3 separate regions of the Homo sapiens genome follow, and all the other regions are linked to region 3. A link is a loop called in an ENCODE intact Hi-C map of the cell type or tissue named here. Cell type or tissue: dorsolateral prefrontal cortex. All regions are shown on one strand. Region 1 overlaps ELMO1 (engulfment and cell motility 1). Region 2 has its middle 84 kb from the start of ANLN. Region 3 has its middle 15 kb from the start of NME8.

Region 1 (2,500 bases), 600 kb before region 3:
TGAAAAACTAGATGGTGATATCTATCTAGCCACAGAGCTACTTACTTAATAAAGTATGTAGCATATAGACACTCAGTAAATGGTGGCTTAAAGAAAAGCTTCTTGGCTAATGAAATTTGGAGCTGCTTAGGCAGGGCAATGTGCTTCCTTTATTACCCATACACATCCAAAGAGAAAATTAAAAATACTTCTATTAAGAGAATTAGTACTTTTTTTAAGTGGTCTATACATCCCTCTGTGTGGACACACAGATACAAACATGTATGCAAGTAAACATACTCATTTTGATTTTGGCCAGCATTTCGTCTTTAGTTAGTAACTTTTCTGGCATATCGATGGAGATAATCACTCCACATAATGGGTTTGCTGACCAAAAGACTTGCTGAGATTCAGTAGGCTATAAGGTGGGTCTAATATGTGGTTTGAAAATCCAAACAGAGATTAGGCTTGGGCAAATGCAGTTCCACCTAGGACCCTTATTAGACAATATCCTGGTGTCTACAGCTTTCAAAACAACACTTTAGCAGAGACTTAGATACACAGAATCTTTCATAGATATTCACCTTTATTGTAAATTATCATCATTATAAGTATTAACACCTTTATGATAAATACTCTTTCTTTGAGTACATTGAATTATGCCAGTCAGGATCTGTACACTGTATTATGTAACAGCACTGATTCCTAGGTTCAATTTTTAAAAAAATAAAGTTGGTTATATAGATTTTTCATTTGTAGGCTCATGCATACCATTATTGATATCCTACAAAGTCTCCTAACATATTTAGATTGAACCTTCCAACTAGTTTTATTTCCAACTAGTAGAATAGAAAACAGGTAACATTTCTTTTAAAACAGCTTCTCAATTTCCCTTCTTCCTACTGTTCTACTCAGCCCAGCCTCAAAAATGACCTTTGAAATTCTGCATCACCACAGAAGATGTAATGCTAAATGGAACCTATAGAAGGGGAAGTGGTTCTCAGGGAAAGACAATGATCCAAAGCTGCCGGAGACCAGGGGCAACAGAGGGGATGCAACCAGCTAAACGAAAACGGCTAAGTAGGTAGTTTGTGGAGTCAGACAGCAGGGGTTCTCCCTTCAGCCCTAAGTGGGCAAGTTATGCACCATCCTATGCTTCTCTTTCCTCATTTATTAAAAATGGGGATGATGATGATGATGATGATGGTAGTGGTAGTCACAACTAGCTCAGAGATTTTTGGAGAAATGAAAACAAGCAAACATGCTTAAAGCCCTCCAAATGCTGTGCAGTGAATTGTAAGTAGCGTGTGAGTGTTACTACATTCTCACTATGCAAAAGTGAGATTTTTAAAACGTGAATGAAGGACAAGATTTTCAAATGTTTCACCTTGTGTTAAGGATTCTCTGTTCTTAGAACTAGAAAATGAAAACAAAAACAGCAATGCAAGGAAAGCCAAACCATTCAGACCAGATAGAAAAGCAGCTAATATCTCTGGCTTTTCAGAGCTGCAAAGGGCAACCTCGATCTTACAGGTGCCCCCTAGGTGGCATCAAAGGATCATGCCTCAAAAAGAAATTCCAAACCAGACAACACAAACTTATTTGAAGAAAAGAACAGAACATTAGAAAGACAGGTGGAATAATGGGTTGAAGAGAGTATTGAGTAAGGTTAAAGAAAAATTCCAGAATGACTCTTTCTACAGACAATGGATCACAAGAAAATCCAAATATCAGATTGCAAAATAAAAAAAAGAAGAAGAAAAGAAAGTAAAAAGACTGCCTCAGGAAAATAAGAGCCAGGAAATAAAAGCAATTAGTAAGATTTATTAATAGACTGGGTAGGCATTAGTATTACTGTGAAAACATCATTACATAATAACATACAGCATGAGCAGTAAGCAAAATTAGCTCATTTATTTTATTTACTTAAAAAGAGGAAAAACAAGAACCAAATGATAACTAATAGTGGATATTTGGTCATACCCAGCATATTAAAAGACCTCAAATGTCAAAAAAATTCCCATATACACGCCATGGGAGGACAGCATTCACAGCATCTGTACAAGGCAAAAAACCTGCCTCAGTAACATCAACAGCAGCACAGGCAATGGAACAGGCAGTGGCAGAGAAACACACACACTACTGAATCAAACTATTAGCCTAGTGCCGTGGTTCATGCCTGCAATCCCAGCACTCTGGGAGGCTGAGGCAGGCGCATCACCTGAGGTCAGGAGTTCGAGAGCAGCCTGGCCAACGTGGTGAAACCCCGTCTCTCCTAAAAATACAAAAATTAGCCAGTCATGGTGGCGGGCGCCTGTAGTTCCAGCTACTCTACTCAGAAGGCTGAACCCAGGAGGTGGAGGCTGCAGTGAGCCAAGATCGTGCCATTGCACTCCAGCCTGGGCGACAGAGTGACTCTGTCTCGAAGAAAGATAAAACAAATAAACCAATAAACAACAAAAAATACTCTTCTCTGCATTCCCATTAGCTAGACAGCACTCAGATAAGATCAGGAAACCAG
Region 2 (2,500 bases), 1.4 Mb before region 3:
TAAGGTAAGAAAATAAATGTAGAAATCCGAGCCAACTGGCACAATATTTCCTCCTATTTCAGTGATATCTTGGTGCTTATTATGGGTTGGCCACCAGACAGGCTTGTCCCTTGATCTAGTTATGCCCTCAGCCTCTGCACTGGCCACCTTTCCTTCCTGGTACCCAGTATCCTGATAGTCTGTCTCCTGCACCCCATGACACAGCTCTCAGTGTCTTCATTCACACTCAGGTACAAGTGTCTGATAATAGCATAAAGAATTCTATCATGCTCAGGGTCAGGTTCCAGCCCCAGCTGAGGGCTGAGGGGAGTGGGTGGATGTAGGGCAGGGAGCTGGAAGAACACTTGAGAGACAGCAGGTAGATGGGAGATGGCTTTATTCAGCAGCTCCTTCACAGAGTCAGTGTTACATTTATGCACCACACAAACAATAGTGCCTGAGAGCCAGGTGATGAGCTTCTCTATGTTATGTCTACATGCTTATGATTATATAAACATGGGACTGTGTGCCTGCACCACAAACCTGCTGGATCATCCAAGCTGTTTACCTGGGCCTATGCCTGCTGCCCTGTGCCTGCTTGGCTGCAGCACAGCCATGTTCCTTACACTACACCCCCTAGGCCGAGGGGATCCTCTTGGTGGGGACCCCTGCATATACAGCAGCACCCTGGACCCACAGGCCACAGCAACAATACAGAGAGCAAAAACCTACCACTAATATTCCTGCTATGCTACCTATGATTATGAGAGCCCAACATAGGCCAGAGCCCAGAGATGCCCACCATCTCTGAAGGGGGTCGTCAGTAAGGTGCTCAATCACCTTAATCTCCTGTGACACCCTTTGTAAAGCTGCTGTTATGTTCCGGTGGTTGTCAGGTATAAATGTACAACGTTGTGTCCCTACAAGGGCACAGGTGCCACCTTGGGTAGCTGTGACTGTGTCTAAAGCCATCTGGTTTTGTAGCACCACCTTCCTGATCTGATCAACTTCATCAGTTAACAAAAGGAGAGCAACTCAGGTGTCATTCAGAGCACGAGCTGTGTGCTCTGCAAAGGCTGTAACCTGCTTTTCTACAGTAATGACTTTTACTCCAGGGATAGTTATTGCTAAGGGATAGAACCACCAGGGGGCCCCCTGCCCTCGCAAAAAGCGGGAATGCAGTGCCTCCTAATAATGCCAGCAACTAGGCAATGGGGGAAACACAGTGGCAGGCACATTGGGCCACCCCAGGTACAACATCTGGTCCAACTGGATGGCAGACATGGCCATCCTGTGTCCCCACAGACCCATAAACTCCCAGGGGGCACGAAGTCCATGGGGGGGGCCCAGCCTTGGTAAGGCTGCTTGTTCCACCACACCCTTGGTGTGGTGACATGTGTTGTGTTTGCACAAACCTCAGTAGGCAGCCATCCCACAGTGACTTTTCCCCGGTGCTGCTCTATGCATTGTGGCACCTGCGATGGGGGCACCACGTGATCTCCTATTAGCCAGCCCCATCCATCATGGACACTATGAGTCAGCCAGGGGGCAGGCTTGCCATGGTTTTGCAACACCCCTGTCCAAAGCCCGCTGTGTTGCATCCCACCCATTGTCCATGGGATCCCAAGTCTCTAGTGATGTTCAGTTCTGCACAGAAGCTGGATGCACGTGACAAGGCAAGCTGTCCGCAGCTGCTGCTGGGAGGGCAGTGCAGATGCAACAGTTGGAGACATTGGTCACCTCAGTGTAGGCGTGGGCCCAATCCACAATGCTGTTGGAGCATGCCAAACTACAGCTGGAACAACAAAGCAGGCACAGGTACTAACAGGGACAAATCACGTCCCTCAGGCAAAATACAGGCCAACTTTTCATCTCTGGATAACAATGTAGCCGTCAAGGGCTTCTGCCCTGGGCTATGATACCACACCTTCTCAGCTCCCCATGGTTCTTTTGGGTCCTGTACCCGTGCCAAAATCAAAGGGGAGCTCATAATAGGCCACACAGACAGTACATATGTCCCCCAGAGAAGGGTCCCTTCCCTGGCTGGTTTCTCGGGAAACATCTTAGACCACACAAAGGAAAGCTCTAGCGTGCATGTGCCAGATAACATTATGAATCACCTTCTTTGACCACTTCCTGACTCCTTAATCTGCCTTGCTGCTAACCTTCCAAAATCCTGTTTTTGATGCCTTTTCTTCCGTTTTCATCTTGGCCCCTCTGGGTTGAGTGCTTGACTCTATTTGGCTTCTGTCGGCAGTAATTCTGACTCTTCTCTCTGGCCAAGCTCCCTCAGGTGAGGACCCTTCCTGCTTTCACTTGACCTCCTAGTTTGGCTTTTTCAGGCCTGGGAGTGGGGTCTGGGCAGTATGTGAAGCCAAGCCAGGATATGCATAGAGAGCCCATGCTAGGGTAATGCATTAAGAATCTGTTTAAAAGACCATTGGCTTATCTCCTGGACAGCTAAACCCACAGTGATATATACTGTTAGAGCCTTCCAACATCCATCTCCCCACCCCTTTGT
Region 3 (2,500 bases):
CCCAGATGCGGGTGCCTCCCTTCCTTGGCAGAATGCCTGGTGGACTTGGCAGCTGCCTTCTCAGCCCTTATCACAGCTGAGGCTTCCTGGGGAGTCACGCTTCTCCTCTTCCACCCACTGTGGGCGTGGGGTGCCACCCCACGGCTTCTCCTGGTAGCTCTGATGCTGCCACTGCAGTGACCCTGGCACCATCTGGTCCCTGGATGTACTTGCTGACACTGCCATCATCATCACCTGCACCTCTGCCCCAAGACAAGGTTGAGGATATTTTTCCCAGACCAGTTTCCCCAGTTGGGGATGTTTGTCCTAGGCCTAGATGCCATTCTAGAATCAGGAACTTAATCAAATCATAGATCTTCACTTGAAGAAAGCATAATGTCGATGGCCATGAACCAGCAATTTTTCTTCCTTTCTCTCATCTCCCTACTCCTTTTTAGGGCTATTCTGCCCAGCCTCATTTCCCCGTTCTGGATGGCAGATCCATCTTCTAGAAATAACTTTCAAGATGGAACTATAATCCAGGTCTTTGGTTGTAATCGAGGTCTTCTGGGAGTTCCGTTTTGGGATCCAGACTTATATCAAATCCTACATTTGCTTCTGGGGAAAGTTAAAATTTTGATATACAAGAGAATTAAAAAAATACTGTGCCATCAGAGATTAAAATGCTAATGGAAAGTAATTCAGGAGAGAAGAAAAATTGATTATGCTAATAAAAATAATATCAATTTGGTTGAAAATGCAAAATACAGTTTAGGTCCTCAGGGGCCATGGTAGAGAGTGTGGTAGGATTAATGAGAGAAGGAGTGGGGTAGTCCCTGCTTTGTGCGGGGTCTAGTCTTGAGGGGTTATTCTTGCTGTTCATGGTTGATGTGTGACGACACCTCCATACTTGTGTTGGAATCCTAGGGATTTCTGGGCATCGGCTCCCACTTCTAAAGACAGGGACTCTCCTGTGTCGGAGCTTTTGGGGTTCTGCTGAGAAAGGGGGAGGCTGAGTAGCACGAACTATCATGATTGATTAGTAACGTCTGCTACAAAAGTGGGAGGGTGGGGGACGGCTCATATGGCAAATATTTATCACCTTACCCCATAACATGCTTTCTGGCTGTATTGTCAGGCTGCTAGGAAATGCTTTCCACTCGGAACTGAGACCTAAAACTGGAAACTAGGCTGCAGGACCACCTGGGTACGTGTGAATTACAGAGGTTCATGCATTTCCAAATGGGGGTGTCATTTTAGAACTGGGGCGTAAGATGATGAGCAACAGAAAAGACAACGCCGAGCCCCCGGGTATGAGCTCAGAACTCTTTACATGTTTGATGCTCCAAATGGTCTAGGGCAGGGGGGCTTCAGAGCCTTGGCAGCAGAACGTGGTCGCGTAGATGTTTATCTGATTTTCTGTTGCGCTGCTGCTCAACCGCCACTACGGAAGTGCACACTGCCACCTTATGGACGTCTTGAGAAGTTACACTTACACGTTATTAATTATATTAAATAAAATTCAAATGTAATAAATAATGTCAGGGGTAGTTTTTATAAACATTTGCAATGAAAATTCATATGAGGACTTCAGACAGAATATATTCAAATGAAGAGTTGATTTCGATTTCACTGATGAAATTAAATAACAGGATTAAGATGAAATTCTCAGCTATTTTAGCATTTTAGTGTTTTTCTGCTACTGAGTTGTGGGAATTCCTTATATGTTTCGGCTTGTCATAAATATGGTTGACAAATATTTTATCTGATTTTATACGTTTTTTCACTCTATTGATTATTTCCTTGGTTGTACAGAAACTTTTTAATTTTATGTAGTCCCACTTGTCTATTTTTTACTTTTGTTGACTGTGCTTTTGGTGTTGTATTCAAGAAATCACTGCCAAGATCATTATCATGAAGCTTTCTCCCTATGATTTCTTCTAGAAGTTTTATAGTTGGGGTATTACATTTATTTATTTATTTAAAGACAAGATATTGTTCTGTCACTCAGCTGCAGTGCAGTGGCACAATCAAAGCTCACTGCAGCCCCAACCTCCTGGGCTCAAGTGATCCTCCCATCTCAGCCTCCCAAGTAACTGCAGGTAACTACAAGTGTGCACTACCACACCAGGCTATTTTTTGTGGAGACAGGGTTTCTCTGTGTTTCCTGGGCTGATTTCGAACTCTTGAACTCAAGTGATCCTTCCACCTTGCCCTCCTAAAGTGCTGGGATTACAGGTGTGAGCCTCCAACCCTGGCCAGGTCTTACATGTAAGTCATTAATCTATTTTGAGTTGAATGTTGTGTGTGGTGTAATATACACATGTGAATATCCAGTTTTCCTAACATTTGTTGAAGAAACTACTGTGTATTCTTAGCATCTTTGTCAAAGATCAATTAATCATATGTGTGTGTGTTTATTTCTGCACTCTCCATTCTATTCCATTGATTTATGTGTTTATCTTTAAGCCAATACAATACAGTTTTAATTGCAGTAGCTTTGTAATATATTTTGAAATCA

Evidence for each region. Hi-C counts contacts between places; a loop is a spot of excess contacts. Peaks named below come from ENCODE experiments on the same cell type or tissue, not always from the same donor. Only the 100,000 strongest peaks of a DNase experiment are listed, where the experiment ranks them.
Region 1: it touches region 3 in a loop (5-fold over the local background); 55 of 110 quality-filtered maps call a loop at or near these places.
Region 2: it touches region 3 in a loop (5-fold over the local background); 4 of 110 quality-filtered maps call a loop at or near these places.

What each region holds. Positions count from the first base shown.
Region 1 is chr7:37,233,515-37,236,014 of GRCh38, forward strand. All of the region lies in intron 7 of ELMO1 (engulfment and cell motility 1), which reads right to left. Among named protein-coding and RNA genes, the nearest start is that of ELMO1, 210 kb to the right of the region's middle. In dorsolateral prefrontal cortex, CTCF peaks have their summits at 1,529 (motif pointing right) and 1,736; no DNase peak of the experiment used is centred here; H3K27ac peaks cover 2,500 bases.
Region 2 is chr7:36,472,428-36,474,927 of GRCh38, forward strand. No RefSeq gene overlaps it. Among named protein-coding and RNA genes, the nearest start is that of ANLN, 84 kb to the left of the region's middle. In dorsolateral prefrontal cortex, a CTCF peak has its summit at 1,130 (motif pointing right); DNase peaks (open chromatin) are centred at 1,144 and 1,520.
Region 3 is chr7:37,832,299-37,834,798 of GRCh38, forward strand. No RefSeq gene overlaps it. Among named protein-coding and RNA genes, the nearest start is that of NME8, 15 kb to the right of the region's middle. RefSeq lists an enhancer at 191-290. In dorsolateral prefrontal cortex, CTCF peaks have their summits at 116, 315, 1,448 (motif pointing left) and 1,657; DNase peaks (open chromatin) are centred at 63 and 1,363; H3K4me3 peaks cover 649 bases; H3K27ac peaks cover 1,448 bases.